6 separate regions of the Homo sapiens genome follow, and regions 1, 3, 4, 5 and 6 are each linked to region 2. Evidence: chromatin contacts called from ENCODE Hi-C or POLR2A ChIA-PET data. All regions are on one chromosome and are shown on one strand. The core of a region is the stretch at or near the end of the contact, and the rest is flanking DNA. Distances in the headings are between cores, read along the strand shown. Region 1 holds the start of GRK2 (G protein-coupled receptor kinase 2). Region 2 holds the start of PC (pyruvate carboxylase). Region 3 holds the start of ACTN3 (actinin alpha 3). Region 4 holds the start of RAD9A (RAD9 checkpoint clamp component A). Region 5 holds the start of TMEM134 (transmembrane protein 134). Region 6 holds the start of DPP3 (dipeptidyl peptidase 3).

Region 1 (2,700 bases), core at 131-2,630, 310 kb before region 2:
TCACCTCTGGAGCTTCAGTTTCCCCATCTGTTCCACAGGGACAAAACCACACCTGTCCTCGCCACCCCATGCGCTGCTGAGAGGCTCACACAGTGGAGAGATACTCTATCAGCCATAAAATGCTGGACAAACCGCAGCAATCGTCCACATCCTGTGTACTTTTGCACCTACATCCTGAACAGTCTAAACTTTGATACCAGGTGTGATGTCAGTTGTCTTACAGAGGCGGCAGCTAAGGTCCAGCCATTGCAGGTGTGCTGGGAGGGCCCCTGGTCAACAGCACCCACGGGGCACCATATGCAGGGCCTGCCAGAGGAGAAATGTAGGGGAGAGGGCACAGGGGATGTTTCCCCGACCTGAGCGCGGTCCGAGGGGGAGGGTGCCCGCAGCACCCTAGGTCCTGCTCACCACGCCGCCCTGAAAGCACTCTCGAGCCCAACTCCAGGACAGCGACCCCACCAGAGGGTGGGAGAAGAGTCCGGAAGACTGGCTGTCCCCCAACACCTCACACAAGTGTAGACTGGAGGAGAGACGGGTGGGGGTAGTGGAAACCCTAAAGCGAGTGCCGTGAGCAGGGACAGCAAAAGGGTGGGTGACATCGTCAGGCGAGGTAAATGGTGGCCAGCGGAGGGGAGGGGACCCCACAGGGACCAAGGGCTGCTCCGAGAAGGATGAAGGGGCGCGCCGGGCCCCCGTGGGAGAAGGCGGGAGCCAGGGGCTGACAGCGACTTCGGGGGGCCGGTGGAGCACGATAAGGAAGCAGCAGGGCGGCCAGGGGGACCCGACTGGGTCCGGGGACCGATGGGGCAGAGGAGCTCCGGAGTTGGGGCGCTCCGGGCTCAGGCGCCCAGGGTCTGGGGCTTAGGGTCTGGACCCGCAGGCGCCAAGGCCGGGCTGCTCCGGGCTGGGGGGCCGACAGGGGGTTGCGAGAGCCGGCCCCGGGGGTCCAGGTCGCGGGGTCGAGCATGGGGCCAGGGTCTCGGGGCCGCGGCCGGGGCGCCCGCGGGGTCGGGCCGGGGCCGCGGGCAGCTTCTCCTCACCTGGGCTCGGGCAGCAGGATCTTCTTGCTGGCGCGCGCGGCCGGCGTGGCCTTGCTCTTCTCCATGGCCATCAGGTAGCTCACGTCGGCCAGCACCGCCTCCAGGTCCGCCATCTTGGCGGCGGCGCTGCCTCCTCCCGCCGCCGCCGCCGCCGCCGCCGCTCCTGCTCGCTCGGCGCTCGGCCCGGCCCGGCCGCGGCTCGCTCGGCCTCGGGCGCCGACGCCTCCCGCCTGGCCCTGCTCGGCGCCCGCGGCTCCGCTCGCCGCCGCTCACAGGCGGCGCCGCCCCATGGCGCCGGCTCGGGCCCGGCCCCGGCTCGCGCTCCGCTCCCGCCGGGACTGCAGTCGGGGCGCCGCCGCCGCCGCCGCCCGCGCGCCCGCGCCCCGGAGCCGCCGCCGCCTCCGGCCCCGCCTGCCGCGCACAACGCCAGCGAGCCCGCGAGGGGCCGAGCCGGGCGGGCGACGGCGCCCCCTGGAGGCCGCGCGGAATCTGACCCCGAACCAGACCTGCGACCGCGGGCTCAGACCCTGGCCGTGACCTCGGCCCTCGATGCTGGACGGAGACCCGGGCCTGGAACACGACAGGGACCCGGCACGGAAGACGACCCGAGACCCATTCTCTGACCACAACCTCGGGTCACATCTCTGGATCCCAGGCTCCCCAGTCGGGCCGCAGCCCTGACACCAAACGTGATCACAGGGAACCTGGACGCTCACCAAGACACAGATTCAGACCTCTGAACACCATCCTGGGACTTTCATCTCAGACCCTGGCTATAACCCCGGACTCCCTGACCTTGGACGCAGTCCACGACCTGACACCAGACTCCAAACAGGACCCCAGACTCAAACCTTGGCCCACCACCTCAGACTCTAACCATGACCTCAGATCACAGCCCTGGGTCTCCAACGCCATACCCAGACTGCGACACTCACCTCAGACCCCCAACAGGTCCCCAGATCCAGATTTTGGACCATGACCTCGATCCCATCCTGGTTACTGACCCCAACCTTGATTCTGACCCTAGGCTACTACCATGACCCTGAACTCTAGACTTGGGGTCAGGACTCAGACCTAGATTGGACTGTCAACTCCAGATCACTGTCCTAGACTCAACACCCAGAACTGTGGACACGGACTCAGGACTAGGACGTCTAACCTGGGACCCACACTGGACCCAGAATCCTTAGTAGGTCACCCAGAACCTGGGACCTGACAACTGCAGCGCAGTTACAGGCTTCCCCCATCCCTGATCCCACCCCTCCTACTCTAGAACCAATCCTGGCCGCAGAAGGCCCACTCAGGATCAAGTACCCTGCACCCAACCCCACCCCCCAACCAGCTCATAGACCCAGGTCCCTGGCCAGCACTCTTGGCAGCTCCCTTCCCTGTACCCCATCCCATCCAGATGTTCCTTCAGGATGGTTCCACATGTAGTTACGGTAAAAACTCTCCCAGCCCGGAAGCGCACAGAGGTTTCAGTGCTGCCTGGCAGGGGAAACCCACCCTGCTGAGAGCCCACCCAGAGTGGGGAAAGCCAGGTGTCTCAAGGCAGCATTCCTATCTCAACATGCCCCTCTCTAGAGCCTCTCTTTGCTTTCAAAGTGACAGGACCCTCCTCCCAGCCCTGGGCACATAAAGCTCAAATCTCATTACCATG
Region 2 (2,865 bases), core at 105-2,604:
AACACCCTCTTCCAAAAGAATAGCTGTTACTAGCATTAGGCATCAGCCATATCCACACGGAAAGGTAAAAACCTCAGGCATTTGGGAAGGGCTGCCCCCACAGATCATTCACAAGTAAATTCTTGCTGGCCTCCCATAAACAAGGACAGGTCAATTGTAGCTTCAGGTCTACAATCTAAGTCTAGCTCCTAAAAATTCCACAATAAGAATGTCATTACAAGCTTATTTTCCCAGGTGCAGAACAAAGTCAAAACTACCTACTCAGAGACATCTGCATAACTGACTCTTCCTTTACTCTCTTTTTCTCTTCAGACATTCATCTCATCTTACGTAGATTTACCGGGCATTAGCTAAAGTCCCATAGGAATGTAACTATTGTCCTAATCGCCTACTTGCCCTTCTTCCTACATGCCTTCCCCTCATTCCCCCTTTAAGGAAATGCATAAATACTAAACCTCCCGAAAACCTCTTCGGAAAAACAACCACGGATGTGTCTGTGGTTCGTGTTTTTCCCGAGCACGCCCTCAAACTGGATTAATAAGCCTCGATGACAGAGACTTATGCCTCAGTCACTTGTTCCACTTGTCAAAGCTTTCCTCTTTGACAAGTGTCTTGGGTCTTGTCAAGTGTCTTGTGTCTCAAACAAGGCTTCCAAACCCCCTAGGTCCTGAGTAGCTTCGCTCTGCAGATGACAAAACCGAGACTCAGAGGTTAAGTTGCTTGCCCAAGGTCACACAGACGTACTGTAGACCCCCATCATCATCTACGCAGCTGTTAAAGGACATAGTCATGTAACCCGTGTGGCACAAGCGCCTTCTCCTTCCTCCTGCCCTTCGCTAACGTTAGCTTTTCCTGCGACCTCTTCTCCGCTAGCCAGCGCGTATCTGCGTCTAGCCGGGATGCCTGAGCCCCAGTGCGAACTGTTGTGCTTGCAGCTTCGGGAGACACGTGCTACTCGGGTGAATGAATCGAACGTCCCCACCCCCGCCGACAGCCAATAACTGCGAGCCACAGCCCGGCCACTTCCGCCTATTGCGGGCGTCGGCTAGGGTCCGGCGGCCCACGTGAGGCTCCGGAGACAAGGGAGTAGGCGGTGGTGCGCCAGGGGCGGGCTCTCCCAGCCTCGCCACTTATCCAGGCGCTCGCCGGGGACGGGAGGGGCGGGGCTGACGTGGGGCGCCAAGGCTTAAACGTGACGGACAGGCGGGCACAGGGAGGAGTCCAGAGCCTAGGGGCGAGGAGTGACGGAGAACACTGCCCAATAACGGGAGGGGTTGGGCTGTCTGGGCCAATAGGAAGTCCGTAAGGCGGGGCCGGGACTGCAGCAAGTTCGGTTGCACGGAGACCGCAGCTGTTCTCTGTCAGTGGAGGCAGCAGCGGTAGAGGCGGCGGCGAGGACTGGCGACGGCGAGGAGGTGAGTGTCCGCCGCGCTCCGCACGGTCCTCTTCCCGCGGCGGGTCGGAGCGGGTGGACGTGCGCCGGCACCGCTGCGAGGGACGCTTATGTAAGGGTCGCGCGCGCAAAGGCGGCGCGGGCTCCGCGAGTGACGGCTGGAGGAGACAGCGACGGGCTGTGCGCGGTGCGCGACGCGACGCAGCGGACGGCGCCCCTCCCCCTCGCGCGGGGGCTCGGCCGGCTGGACCCGCCCCCGGACCCGCCCCCGGCTGCAGCCCCCGAGCGCCCCTCCGCAGCGTCCGCCTGCGGGCTGCCTCATTCTTGCTCTCGGGCCCATTTTGCAGATGGAGAAACTGACTAAAGCGCCTCGCGCGAGGTCCCTGAGGGTTCGAACCCAAGTCTGTCAGGATCGGGAGCCCAAGTTGTCCCCATCGTACTGGATGTGGCTCAGCTCTGCAGGAAGCCGCGGCGTGTAAGGCGAGGGCTTTCCTTGTTCCTTGCTCTCGCACTCCGCCTCCCGTAGGATCCTCTACTTTGTTTCAGACGGGGAAGCTCCAGGCGCCCAGACGCAGTGATTCGCCCAAGGCCGCTCATTCAGGAGGTGGGGCTGGGCTCAGCCCCTTATTTCTCCAGCTTTTAGTAGTTTACAAAGCGCATCAGAGTCGGAAGCCAAGTCCCTAGGTCCCTGGCAACTTTGAGATTCTTTTGTTTTCTTTTCTTTTTTAGACAGGGTCTTGCTGTCACCCACCCAGGCTGGAGTGCAGTGGCGCGATCTCGGCTCACTGCAGTCTCGACCTCCCGGGCTCAAGCGACCCTCCTGCCACAGTCCCCCAGTGCTGGGACTACAGGCGGGCGCCACCACGCCTAGCTAATTTTTGTATTTTTTGGTAGAGACGAGGTTCCGTCATGTTGCCCAGGCTGGTCTCGAACTCCTACGCTCAAGCGAGCGGCCTGCCCTGGCTTCCCAAAGTGCTGAGATTACAGGCGTGCCTCGTCTGAAATTCTAAAAAATCAGATTGTGTCTTTATTTTGTGAGAAGAGGTAGGCCTGGGCTCCTTACCCGTTCTCCAGCTGAGAAAACAGGCTCAGAGAAGTACCAACACTTGCTGATGACAACCAGAACCTCCAGAGTGCCTGCCATCTGCCTCCCTATTGCTCCCGTACCCACTGCCACCATCAGCCCTGGCTGGCCTCCCCCAAGGCACCCTTTCCCTGTATGTGATGCAAACACTTGTGCTGGGGGTGGATGTGCTCAGCATTTCTCTCACTTGCAGCTACAGCTTCCTGCCTGCAGGCTCTCCTTAACTGTTGAACTCTTAATCACATTCTTTTGCACACCTACAGTGTTCCTATCCCTACACTGGGCCGAGAGACAGCGTGGGCGATGAGGTCAATCCTTGTCCTGCAACTGCTGACAAACCCATTGGGGGAGAGAGAAAATAAACAAAACCTAAGCAGCAAGGCAGCCT
Region 3 (2,864 bases), core at 357-2,856, 410 kb after region 2:
TGAGTAGATGATGAGATGGTGACTGCAAGTTGGGATGAACAGATGTTCCTGATAATTTGTTAGGTGACAAAGGCAAGTTACAGACTGGCACGTGTCATATGGGGGGCACGCAGACCTGGATCTCGGAGAGGCCCGGGTGGGTGGGGGTAGGGATAGGAGATGTTGCAGAACAGGTGGCAGCTGGAGCCAAGGACAGGGATGACACCACCGGGAAATTGCCAAACCTGGGACTGCAGCCGTGCTTGGAGACAGGTGCAGGGGGAGCCTAAGGGGAGGCCTGTCACCCGGGGCACCCCAGCCGAGTCAGCGGAGCCTCTCGGCCCTTGGGGTCATCTCCTGTCATCTAACCCAGCAGAAGTACTCTGATTCTAAATTCTGGGACTCTCAGGTCATTTAAATTCCACTGAGTACCCCAGTACCCTGCCCTCTCCTGGAGTCATACAGTGTTGGCACACGCTGAGCAGGGTCCAATGGCCTCATAGTGCCCTCCTGGTTACCCCTGGCCTGCCACTCTCCAAAGTATTCTCCCTCTGGCCTGGATCATTTTCCCTTTGGGAACCCAGGTGTCCTGCCCCCTCTACTTGGGAAAGTCTGGGAGTGAAAATAGCTCAGGGAGGGAGGGGCCCTGAGTGCCCAACGGGCTGGGCCTGGGTAGCAGCTGCCCCTGTGCCCCTCTTTGGCGCCCCCGAGGTGCTGCCTCAGCACTAAGTGTCCATCTGGCTGGAGAGTCAGGTTACAGCGTAAGGGGACCCAGGTCTCCCCTCCTCCCCGACCTATGGCCTTTTCAGCAGACTCAGGGCCCCATGCCTGGGGTATCTTGGGAAAGAATGGGGGTAGGGAAAAGGGTAAAGATCCTCAGGTTGCGGGGGTCCTGATGTCTGACAGTCTGTGATGTGGGGCCTGTCTGTGCTCTTTCTGGGCTTCAGTTTCTTCAATTGTTAAATGAGATACAGCGACTATGGACCCCACCCTGGAGACGAGGTGGGGTGGGGTCTGAGAGGACCCTTCTCACTACCCCCACACTCCCAAGTCCACTAGTTGCCTGACTGCAAGCCTTCAGGGTGGGGTCTGGGAATATTTAACTAGAAGAAGATTCTTCTTTCTGAACCCCCCCTAACTTGGATCTCCTGGGGTTTGCCCAGCCTGTTTTCAGCAGCAGAAGTGGGGCAGTGGGCCCAGGGGAATGAACCCTGGTGGGGGTGGGGAGCCCAGAAACTCTCTTGTCATTTTAAACCCCTCTTGAGGGCTCCCAGCCCTCTCCTCCAGCCCTGGGGACAGCAGGCAGCTGATGGGCAGAGCCTGGGCTGGGGATTAGCACTCTAGGTTAAAGACAAGCTCTGCCCCTGCACTGCTGAGATGCCCAGGACAAACAGCCCGGCCTCTCAGGCCTCGGTTTTGCTGTCAGGAAATGGGCGAGCACTCACTTTCCGCTGCTGCTTCTCCCAGGCCGGGTCCAGCAGCAGGTCGCGGTCCCAGTCCTCCTCCTGTTCCATGTACTCGCCGCCCCCGCCGCCGCCCGCAAAGCGCCCCTCCCCGGCCCCCAGACCCTCGGGCTGCATAACCATCATCATCTCGATCGGGCTCCTGGCTTCGCTCCGCTCGGCACGCTCTCGGACACCCGGGCCCCATTAAGTAGGGCCCAGCCCAGCCCCAGATCGAATTCGCACTAAATATGGGGGAGGAGGGAGGGGCCGGATGGGGGTGAAGGAGCTCGGGTTGGACCTGGCAAGGGGTTGTCCTGAAGCCGGGAACTGCGGGACTCGGGGGCGCCGGGGTGGATCTCGCGGCGGAGATCCTGGGTTTGCATTCCTGCTCCGCTGCTGGGGCGCTGTGTGACCTTGAGAAATCCACGGGACCTCTCTGAGTCTGTTTACTCCTCTCCACAATAGAAAGGCCGATAATAATAGTGGCCGCGGGCCGCTCTAGAGGCTGCCCTCTGGAGCTCCTCGTGAGCCTCTTCCAGCACCTCGCTGGTGGGACACAGAGCCCTATCCCCATTTCACAGTCAGGAACACAGAGGCGCCGAGCTGTTTTGCATGTTTTCTGGGGTGATGGAGACACCCGGGCATGGGGAACGGCTCTGAGCCAGCTGGATGGGCTGCGGCAGGGCTATTAATATCGGGGCGGCTGTGGGGAGTAGGGGAGAATGTGCTGAGCCGGGAAACCCCGACACCACCCCGGCTGCAACTCAATCCCCCGGGCACTCCTGGCCCCCGCGCCAGCGGGCGGGGCTCCGACGGGATGGGAGGAGCCTCCAGGGTGGGCGGGTCAATCACTCCGCGGCGTTATCCGGGCTCCAGCGCCGCGGGATTCCGAGCGCCTCCACTGCTGGTCCGTTGGCCAGATCAACTCGCCGCGTGGGCCGGCCGTTCCCTGAGAGTCTGAGCGCTCGCCGCACCCCCTTCCGAGCTTCTATTGGCCGTAGCAGACGTCCGTCTGCCGCTATCTCCGCCCCAATACGGAAGCGGCCTAGTCCTCCGGCTCCGACAGCTGGGTGTCCAGGCCATGGGGCAGCCCTGGGCGGCTGGGAGCACGGACGGGGCGCCCGCGCAGCTGCCTCTCGTGCTCACCGCGCTGTGGGCCGCGGCCGTGGGCCTGGAGCTGGCTTACGTGCTGGTGCTCGGTCCCGGGCCGCCGCCGCTGGGACCCCTGGCCCGGGCCTTGCAGCTGGCGCTGGCCGCCTTCCAGCTGCTCAACCTGCTGGGCAACGTGGGGCTCTTCCTGCGCTCGGATCCCAGCATCCGTGGCGTGATGCTGGCCGGCCGCGGTCTGGGCCAGGGCTGGGCGTGAGTGGGGTGCGGGATCGGGCGGGGAGAAGTGGGAGCCTTGGACAGGGGGGAGGGGCCCCAAGACCTGAGATGTTA
Region 4 (3,011 bases), core at 22-2,521, 430 kb before region 2:
CCAGGCTGGAGTGCAGTGGTGCGATCTCAGCTCACTGCAACCTCCACCTCCCGGATTCAAGCAATTCTCCTGCCTCAGCCTCCCGAGTAGCTGGGATTACAGGCGCGTGCCACCACGCCCAGCTAATTTTTGTATTTTTAGTAGAGACGGGGTTTCGCCATGTTGGCCAGGCTGGTCTCGAACTCCTGACCTCGTGATCCGCCTGCCTCGGCCTCCCAAAGTGCTGGGATTACAGGCGTGAGCCACCGCGCCCGGCCAAAAGACGTGCTTACCTTTCTTGACGAACTTGAGCGTCACCACCCTCTCAGGTCCCCGCTGTGATGCTTTTACCATGGCCCTCCCTGTGTTTTGCATGGATTGGGCTTGCACGTGTCTCTCTCCCCACTTAGCATCTACTGAGTACCCCAGGGCAGAGGCACAGCTGGTGGAGATTCCTGGGGTGGAGTAGTGCCACTGCTGAGGGAAGGGCCTCACCTTCATCAGGATCTTACAGCGCAGCAGGTCCTGACCAGGGGTGGCTGCCTGGTATTGCTGGAAGAAGAGCGGGGCAAAGAGAAAGCAGGCATAGGCAGAGCGGGAGGAGTTCACCGTCCGGAGGGAGAGCTGGGCCACGAAGAGCAGGGAGAGGGACGTGGTCAGGGGGCAGCCACAGACCCAGCCCTCTGGCTGCTTCTGCTCACACACTTGCCCTATCGTCCTCCCGCTCCGCCACCACCTGCTGAAAAACCCTCCTTTCCCCATGGAAGCCTTCAGAGTCGGCCCCGGCGCTGCTGCCGCAGAGGAGGGGTCGCACACCCAGGCCTTCCCCGAGTTTCTCTAAGTGCACGTCACCCCCTGGGAGCTCGCAGGACAGCTTTCCTCAATTCACACACCGGCCTGGGAAGATGACAGCCGCCAGACTAAGAAACTGAAACTTTGCCGACAAATCTGCCAGCGGTCATCCCGCCTAGTGGGGGCGAGACTCTAGTCCGGGTTACCCGCTCCCGGCTGGAGTCCCACCCGCCCCCCACACCCTAGCCCCTCACCCCGTCCTCCAAGGGTTCCAGGTAGAGCTCGTCCCCGATGCGGGACAGGGAGTGGACGGCCTTGCCGAGCACTGCGGGGAGAAGAGCGGAAGGGGGTTAGGCTGGCGGCTCCGCGGCTGCTGCACCGCCGCTGCCAGGCCGACCTGCACTCACCCTTCACGTTGCCGCCCGTGACCAGGCACTTCATGCTGCCCCAGCGCTCCGCCAGCGGCCAACACTGCCCAGCTCTCCGCGACCTCCGGGTCCGGGGTCCCTTCCCGCGCACCGCCCCTGCCGGCCCCGCCCCCGCCTCCCCATTGGTCCACGTGCAGGCGCCTCCGTCACGTGAGAAAAACGCTCACAGGCTCTGCCGTCACGTGACGGCGCACGTTGTCCGGGGTGTCACGTGACCGGGGAGGCCCGCGGCGCCCGCCAGCCAGCTGCTCCTGGCTCCCCCGGCACGCCTCGGCCTTCCGTGCCCCTGGAGATCGGGGCGTTCCGCGGGCCGCGCACCGGATTGCGAAGGTCAGAGAGGACGCAGCTGTGGGGCGCGAGGTCCCTGTGCAGTGGACCGAGTGCTGGACTCGGAGTCGGAGTGTGGGGGCGAGCTCTCTGGGGTCACCCACTTAGTAGAGTTCCCGGGCGTCTGCCGGGGGATACAGGGTGCAAGCAAGACCATCGCACCCACTCTGGGCCTGAGACTCGGACTCCAGCAGCAATCCCCAACTCTAGAAAGAAGTCAAAGCAGCTTGCTTGCAGCAGCCGGGAGTGGGAGGTGGCTGCTCCTTCCGGCTTCGAGGATCCTTTAAGGAAAAACGGCAGTTTCTCCAGGCAGAAAGGGGTAGAACGGTGCCCCTGGCAGAGGGAAGAACAAGAGTAAATGCTCAGCGGTGTGGGCTCCGCCCCCTGGAGAGGGGAGTAGGTCTGTGAGTCTCAGAGAGGCGTAGGGGCCGCCAGATGATGAGGGGCACCGCTGGGACGCTCTGGAAACGTTTTACGAGGGTAGATCGTGGTTATGTGCCTTTTTTTGTTTGTTTGTTTTTTGAGACATATTCTTGCTCTGTCACCCAGGCTGGAGTGCAGTGGCGCGAACACGGCTCACTGCCGCCTGGAACTCCTGGGCTCAAGGGATCCTCCCATCTCAGTCTCCTGAGTATCTGGGACCACAGGCACACCCACCACGCCCGGCCCTTTTTTTTTTTTTTTTTTTTTGGGTAGAGACGGAGTCTTGCCATGTTGCCCAGGCCGGTCTCAACTGTGGGGTTCAAGCTGTCTTTCCGCCTTGGCCTCTCAAAGTGGAGTGAGCTACTGCACCGGCCTGTTTTTTGTTTTTTGTGTGTGTGTGTGGGGTTTTTTTGTTTGTTTGTTTTGAGATAGAGCCTCGCTCTGTCGCCCAGGCTGGAGTACAGTGGCACGATCACGCCTCCCAGGTTCAAGCGATTCTCCTGCTTCAGCCTCCCAAGTAGCTGGGATTACAGGCGCCTGCCACAACGCCTGGCTAATTTTTGTACTTTTAGTAGAGACGGGTTTCACCATGTTGGCCAGGCTGGTCTCGAACTCCTGACCTCAAGTGATCCGCCCGCCTCGGTCTCCCAAAGTGCTGGGATTACAGGCATGGGCCACCGCGCCCAGCCCCGGGTCTGTATTTTTAAAAGACCCCAGACTGGCCGGGTACGGTGGCTTACGCCTGTAATCCTACCACTTTGGGAGGCCGAGGCGGGCGGATCACGAGGTCAAGAGATCCAGACCATTCTGGCCAACATGGTGAAACCCCGTCTCTACTAAAAGTACAAAAAGTAGCCGGGCATGTTGTCACGCGCCTGTAGTCCCAGCTACTCTGGAGGCTGAGGCAGGAGAATTGCTTGAACCCGGAGGCGGAGGTTGCAGTGAGCCGAGATCGCGCCACTGCACTCTAGCCTGGCAACAGAGTGAGACTCCATCTCAAAAAAAAAAACCAGACTGTGTGCCAGGTGGGGATGCATCAGCTGGAAGGTATTCCCCTTCCCC
Region 5 (3,015 bases), core at 516-3,015, 510 kb before region 2:
TGAGATCGCACTCCAGCTTGGGCAACAGAGCGAGACCCTGTGTCGAAAAAAACAAAAACAAAAAAGAACTCTTGACTAAGGTCCATAAAGCTCTCAAGGCTCTGGGGCCCATCTACTCCTCCCAGGCTCATCAAGTCGGCCTGCCCCTTTCCTTGCTGCTCAGCCACACTGGTTTTCTCACATTCTTCCTCCACAGGCCAAGCTCCTTCCCACCTCCTGGCCTTTGAACGTGCTGTTCCCTGGTGCCAGGAAAACACTGAACCTTGCTTTTCTCACAGCTGGCTCCTTCATCATCGGCATTCCTGCTCAAATGTCACCTCTTGGAAAGGTCATCTTTGAGTACGAAATCTAAAGTCAGTTTTGCATCACACAGCACTTGAAACTGTCTCATTTTGCACTGTTTTATTCACCACTGTATCTATAGTGCCCAAAACAGTGTTTGGCCCTAAATAGATGCTTAATAAATACTTGTGGCAGAAATGAATGAGGGGTTTGCCAAAGTCCCAAGTACTTACAAGTGGTAGAATGGGGATTTGAAACCAGGTCCACCTAATTCATAGAGTACTTCTGCTCTTCCACCCCCACCGCCCCCCACCACGGTTCATTTTTTTTTTATGGAGTCTTGCTCTGTTGCCCAGGCTGGAGTGCAGTGGTGTGATCTCCACTCACTACAACCTCTGCCTCCAGGGTACAAGCGATTCTCCTGCCTCAGCCTCCCAAGTAGCTGGGATTACAGGCACTGGTCACCGTGCCCAGCTAATTTTTGTATTTTTAGTAGAGACTGGGTTTCACCATGTTGGCCAGGCTGGTCTCAAACTCCTGACCTCAAGTGATCCACTCTCCTTGGCCTCCCAAAGTGTGAGCCACCGTGCCCTGCCAAGAGTTCAGATTTTATTCTAAGTGCAATGGAAAACCAAGGGAAGGTTTTTTTGTTTGTTTTGTTTTGTTTTTTGAGACGGAGTCTTGCTCTGTCGCCCAGGCTGGAGTGCAGTGGCTCAATCTCGGCTCACTGCAACATCTGCCTCCCGGGTTCAAGCAATTCTTCTGCCTCAGCCTCCCAAGTAGCTGGGACTATAGGCATGCACTACCACGCCCGGCTAATTTTTGTATTTTTAGTAAAGACGGGGTTTCGCCTTTTGGCCAGGCTGGTCTTGAACTCCTGACCTCAAGTGATCCACCCGCCTCGGCCTCCCAAAGTGCTGGGATTACAGGAGTGAGCCACCGAGCCAGGCCAGCAGCAAAATTTTTAAAAAGGGTTTTCAGAATAACACACGCAGATAAAAAGATTTGTTTTAAAAGATCACTTCGGCTGCTGCGTGGAGACTGACTGGAAATTGGAAGACACATAAGCTCTCTGAGCCTCGGTTTCCACATTTGCAAAAATGGGGAGAGCACCCCTCCGGTGCGGGGCTGTTGTGAGTAAGGTGGGGAAACAGTTCCCAGGAGTCTCCTTGGCACTCGAGGAACAGGCTGCGGTGCAAAAGGCCCTGTCAGGGACCTGGAGGTTGGGGCGTGGAAGCCCCTCCAAGCCCCCGCACATACACGCCTGGGGGATGTGTCCGAGCCCGGCACGGGCTGTCGCTTGCCATGGCGGCCACTGAGTGGCGTCACGGGGCGGGCGCGCTCCGTCTGGAAGAGGCTCCCACCCATCAGCCCGCTCAGGGCTCGGCAACTCTGGCCTGCTTAGGGCGGACGGGGGCGGGACCGGCGCGTGGGGCGGAGCCAGGGTCGGAGGGGCGGGGCATGCGGGGGCGGGGCAGCGGCGACGCTGGGTGTGTGGGCGCAGATGGCGGCGGCGCACGGCGCCTGAGCGGGCCGGGGCCATGAGCGCCGCCCGGCCCCAGTTCAGCATTGATGATGCCTTCGAGCTGTCCCTGGAGGACGGGGGCCCTGGGCCCGAGTCCAGCGGGGTCGCGCGCTTTGGGCCGCTGCACTTCGAGCGTCGGGCCCGGTTCGAGGTGGCTGACGAGGACAAGCAGTCCCGGCTGCGCTACCAGGTGAACCGCCCGGCCCACCTAACCCCCTGCCCCCGGCCGGACGGGACCCCAGGCCGGGCCCCAAAGGCCTCAACTCGGGGAAGCATCTGCCTAGAGGCCCCAGCTGAAGCGCGAGACCGCCCCCCCGCCCCGCGGACGTGACTCTTGATCCAGAGCCCTGCCCAGGCCCTCCCGGTTCCCATACCGGGCCCCAGCCAGCCGGGAAGAGCCCAGTGCCCGGGCCCGGGAGCTCATCCCTCAGCTCCAGCTGGGGAACCCAACCGGATTCCCCACTCATCCTGGCTACTCGCACCTGGCCCCCGCTGGGTTGGGGGAGCTCCTCTGTATCTGAACCAGACCTTGCCCCACACGCAGGAGCATCCCCTGTGCCCCAGGCCAGCTAAGCTGATGGGAACCCGCACGCCTTTCTCTATTCTGAAAGCCCTCTCCCTAATCCCACCACCACCCCTAAGAGCTGGAGCTCCTCTCACATGACCAGTCCTTGCCCACCCTTTGGCTCCCACTAAACCAGAAAAACCCATTTTCCCAGAAAACCTCCACCAACCCTAGGCTGCTTTTCTTGGAGACCTGGACCAGAACCCTGTGCCTTGAACCTGGGAACTCTGGGCCTGGCCTTTCCTGGCACCCCAATTCCCAAGCTCCCATTCTAGGCCACTGAATGAGAGCTCCACCCTAACCCAAAGTTGGGAGCTCTCCTTTCCCTGGGATCTATGCAGGCTCCTGCTCCCCAAAGCCCTGGCATCCACCCACCTCCTACCTGGTTTCTGTGAATCACCAAACCCGTTCTGCGGGGAGGGCAGAGGGCCAGGTGAACAGCTGCCAGGCGGCCAGGCAAATGGTTGTGTAGGCCTGCTTTTCTCTTCCCGGGAGGGAGTGAGGAAGGGCCCCAGCCCAGCAACCCCCCTGAGACCTGTGTTCTGCAACAGAACCTGGAGAACGATGAGGATGGAGCCCAGGCCTCTCCGGAGCCGGATGGGGGAGTCGGCACCAGGTTAGGGCCAGGTGGGGACCCAACCCT
Region 6 (2,700 bases), core at 141-2,640, 480 kb after region 2:
ATACAAAAATTAGCCAGGCTTGGTGCCAGGCACCTGTAATCTCAGCTACTGGGAAGGCTGAGGCAGGAGAATCACTTGAACCCAGGAGGTGGAGGCTGCAGTGAGCTGAGACCGCACCATTGCACTCCAGCCTGGGCAACAGAGTGAGACTCCACCTCAAAAAAAAAAAAATTGATTGACTCTAACTACCTAGTATTACAGATGGGGAAACTGAGGTTCAGAGAGGCTAAGAGCCTTGCCTAATCCCACAATGGAGACATCAGCAGCAGAGATCCTCATCTCTAGGCTCCCAGCCCAGGCCCCTCCCTGCTTCCTTGTTCAGTATTATTTTTTTAAGACGGAGTCTCACTTAGTTGCCCAGGCTGGAGTGCAGTGGCATGATCTTGACTCACTGCAACCTCCGCCTCCCGGGTTCAAGCGATTCTCCTGCCTCAGCCTCCAAAGTAGTTGGGACTACAGGCGTGCATCACCATGCCCAGCTAATTTTTTGTATTTTTGATAGAGACGGGGTCTCGCTATTTTGTCCAGGCTGGTCTCGAACTCCTGGCCTCAAGCGATCTGCTTGCCTTGGCCTCCCAAAGTGCTGGGATTACAGGCGTGAGCCACCGCGCCTGGCCTTTGTTCAGAATTCTTTACACTTTCCACTGTGCTCACAAGGATAAAGTGCCAGGCCGCCAGCTGGAAGGCTCAGCCTTTAGCCAGGACTCGGCCCCAGACTCCTAAAAGTCAAGTCCATTGCTTCACTTTTCTGTACCTCCGTTTCCTCCTCTATAAAAGAGAGAATAACCCCAATATTACCAGGTGGGTGCGCTAATCAGATGAAGTCGCCCTGGACGGAAAGTATCCACAGCAATAAATGATTTTGCTTGAAACTGTCCCATTCTCATCCCTCTAAATGCCTTTTCCTTGGCCCTCCATTCTCCTGCTCGCTCCCTGTGCTCCACCAGGGAAGCCACAGAAGTTCACAACCAGAAGAAAGCCCATTTTACAGATAGGGAAACTGAGGCTTGGAAAGGGCAACAATTTACTGAAGGTCTGACAGCCCCGTTGGAACCCGGGGATTCCCCAACCCGGGGCATTCTCCCCGCCACGCCCCGTCCCGGCTGGGACAGAGTGTCCAGCCTCCTCGCCCTGCCCCGGCCTCCAGAAGCCCCGCCCCAATAGCACAGCCTCGAGGTTCGGAAAGGGCTGTTAACTCTTTGCTCCCCGGAGCACTCCTTGGCCTCGAGGGCGGGGTGAATTTGGAGGGGGTACTGGAGAGTGGGCAGAAAGGGAACGATTTTGCGCTCAGTATGGATTCGCCTTGGTCCCCCGGGATGACACGCTTTGACCCCAAAAGCCCAGGCGCCGCGCCTCACCTGCAGCAGCTGCTCCGTTCGCAAACTCACTTCCTGCTTCCGGCTCCCCCATTCATTGGGGCTCTGCGAACCCCGCCCCCCTTGGCCAACTGCCTGGCCTCGGGGTCCGGATGGGCGTCAGTACCAGCCAATAGACGCGCCAAGACGAGCTTCTCGGCTCGCCCGCTCCCGCCCCCAGGCGCTACGGGGTGGCGCGCGGATTGGCCCTGCGGGCTCGGCCTTTTGTCAGCAGGCCGCACACGCGCCGGACCGGGTACCGCTGTGCCCGGCCTGGCCGCGGCCTAGTCCCGGCAGACGGGACTGACGAGGTCACCAAGCCCAGGCCGAGACGGCGCGGGTGTCAGGGACTTGGGAATCCCCCTCCCCCAGTCCCGATCCCGCTTTCCTTTGGGGTTTCACCTCAGAGGACCCGACAGCACTCTTGCAGGTGGGAACCTACACAATAGGAGTAATGTGGCTCCACCTTCCTCTCGGGACTCGGGACCTGGGGGTGGAGACTTGGAAGTTGCAAAGCTCTCGGTGCCGGGAATCGGGGCTACGGTTGAGTGGGATCGGGCCAGGGCTGAGGTGGTCCCACCCGTGTAGGGGCGCGGAGAAACGCCTCGACTGCTTCACTGTACCACCACCCACCCGCCACGGGCCTGGAAGGAGCCGCTAAACATTCCCGAGCCTCAGTTTCCTTAGCACAAACAGGCTGGTAGTTTCCTGGTGCTTGCCAGATGCCTGATGGATGAGAAAGCCTCCTGCGGCCCCGAAAGGGAGTCCAGAGCAGAGGCGGGCCCGCGGTCCACTTTTACAGGTCTGGACGGACTCACGGGACCACGGTCTGGGTGGGGCATGCGGAAGGGCCTAGGCCAAATGGGGAGTAGTGGTGAGGGCCCAGGGTCAGACTGGGGGGTGGAGTGAGGTTGTCTGGGAGTCTTGGCTTTATGAACCGGAAAACCAGGCTAATAATTGAATCCAATCCAAGGGATATTGTAAGTTGTGATGTGTTGACTGCAGTGCCGCTCCCTATAGTTGCGCAGGGTGAGGGGCGTTTGGGTACTGAAATCCCGCACGGTCTCCTTGCTACGCCCGTGTCTAGGCCAGACAGCCTCTGCTTACCATAGACACCAGTTTCTCATCCACAAAGGTGCCCAAGGCCCTGCTTGACACAACAGTGTTACAAGCTGTTAGCTTTGATGATTACTTGTTATATGGGGGAGTTCAACAAGTTGGTCGGTGTCCTTAGGAAAGTCACCCCTCTTCTTTCCTGTGCCTCCGTTTTCATTGTCTTTAAAATGGGTATAAAGTTGGCTGACAGGTGAAGTTGAAATGTGCACAGGTAAGGGAGGTAGTGCTG

Evidence for each region. A loop is a pair of places that touch in the nucleus more often than their neighbours do. ChIA-PET counts read pairs that join two places held with the same protein, here RNA polymerase II (POLR2A). Pooled maps may share reads with other maps.
Region 1: a loop to region 2 is called in a pooled map, with 4 times the contacts of the local background. The contact joins the promoter of GRK2 here to the promoter of PC in region 2. A Hi-C loop is called at or near these places in 5 of 50 pooled maps. POLR2A ChIA-PET finds 5 or more read pairs at or near these places in 2 of 52 experiments (H1 and activated naive CD4-positive, alpha-beta T cell).
Region 3: a pooled map shows a loop between it and region 2 (11-fold over the local background). The contact joins the promoter of ACTN3 here to the promoter of PC in region 2. A Hi-C loop is called at or near these places in 1 of 37 single-sample maps with no recorded cell type and 12 of 50 pooled maps. POLR2A ChIA-PET finds 5 or more read pairs at or near these places in 1 of 52 experiments (H1).
Region 4: a loop to region 2 is called in a pooled map, with 5 times the contacts of the local background. The contact joins the promoter of RAD9A here to the promoter of PC in region 2. A Hi-C loop is called at or near these places in 1 of 168 maps with a recorded cell type or tissue (CD4-positive, alpha-beta T cell) and 7 of 50 pooled maps. POLR2A ChIA-PET finds 5 or more read pairs at or near these places in 3 of 52 experiments (A673, WTC11 and activated T-cell).
Region 5: a pooled map shows a loop between it and region 2 (6-fold over the local background). The contact joins the promoter of TMEM134 here to the promoter of PC in region 2. A Hi-C loop is called at or near these places in 7 of 50 pooled maps.
Region 6: a loop to region 2 is called in a map of CD8-positive, alpha-beta T cell, with 8 times the contacts of the local background. The contact joins the promoter of DPP3 here to the promoter of PC in region 2. A Hi-C loop is called at or near these places in 1 of 168 maps with a recorded cell type or tissue (CD8-positive, alpha-beta T cell), 2 of 37 single-sample maps with no recorded cell type and 9 of 50 pooled maps. POLR2A ChIA-PET finds 5 or more read pairs at or near these places in 2 of 52 experiments (WTC11 and activated B cell).

What each region holds. Positions count from the first base shown.
Region 1 is chr11:67,265,153-67,267,852 of GRCh38, reverse strand. It overlaps GRK2 (G protein-coupled receptor kinase 2), which reads right to left and starts at 1,380. Exons shown (of 21, transcript NM_001619.5): 1 at 1,041-1,380. The coding sequence starts at 1,153. RefSeq lists a silencer at 1,392-1,591.
Region 2 is chr11:66,956,872-66,959,736 of GRCh38, reverse strand. PC (pyruvate carboxylase) reads left to right here and starts at 1,354. Exons shown (of 23, transcript NM_001040716.2): 1 at 1,354-1,415. RefSeq lists silencers at 917-1,276, 1,597-1,696 and enhancers at 1,347-1,396, 2,560-2,865.
Region 3 is chr11:66,545,645-66,548,508 of GRCh38, reverse strand. ACTN3 (actinin alpha 3) reads right to left here and starts at 1,606. Exons shown (of 21, transcript NM_001104.4): 1 at 1,425-1,606. The coding sequence starts at 1,571. It overlaps ZDHHC24 (zDHHC palmitoyltransferase 24), which reads left to right and starts at 2,461. Exons shown (of 3, transcript NM_207340.3): 1 at 2,461-2,786. The coding sequence starts at 2,506. RefSeq lists enhancers at 1,859-1,908, 1,979-2,038 and silencers at 2,159-2,288, 2,469-2,708.
Region 4 is chr11:67,390,246-67,393,256 of GRCh38, reverse strand. It overlaps RAD9A (RAD9 checkpoint clamp component A), which reads right to left and starts at 1,271. Exons shown (of 11, transcript NM_004584.3): 1 at 1,179-1,271; 2 at 1,026-1,096; 3 at 475-603. The coding sequence starts at 1,212. LOC100130987 (a long non-coding RNA gene) reads right to left here. Exons shown (of 4, transcript NR_024469.1): 4 at 1,570-1,859. RefSeq lists enhancers at 650-1,154, 1,189-2,104 and a silencer at 1,055-1,424.
Region 5 is chr11:67,468,001-67,471,015 of GRCh38, reverse strand. It overlaps TMEM134 (transmembrane protein 134), which reads left to right and starts at 1,765. Exons shown (of 7, transcript NM_025124.4): 1 at 1,765-1,997; 2 at 2,924-2,988. The coding sequence starts at 1,824. RefSeq lists enhancers at 1,361-1,540, 1,529-2,153 and silencers at 1,691-1,830, 2,041-2,180.
Region 6 is chr11:66,479,124-66,481,823 of GRCh38, reverse strand. It overlaps DPP3 (dipeptidyl peptidase 3), which reads right to left and starts at 1,390. Exons shown (of 18, transcript NM_130443.4): 1 at 1,359-1,390. DPP3-DT (DPP3 divergent transcript) reads left to right here and starts at 1,575. Exons shown (of 4, transcript NR_120586.1): 1 at 1,575-1,785. RefSeq lists enhancers at 1,251-1,420, 1,997-2,564 and a silencer at 1,561-1,610.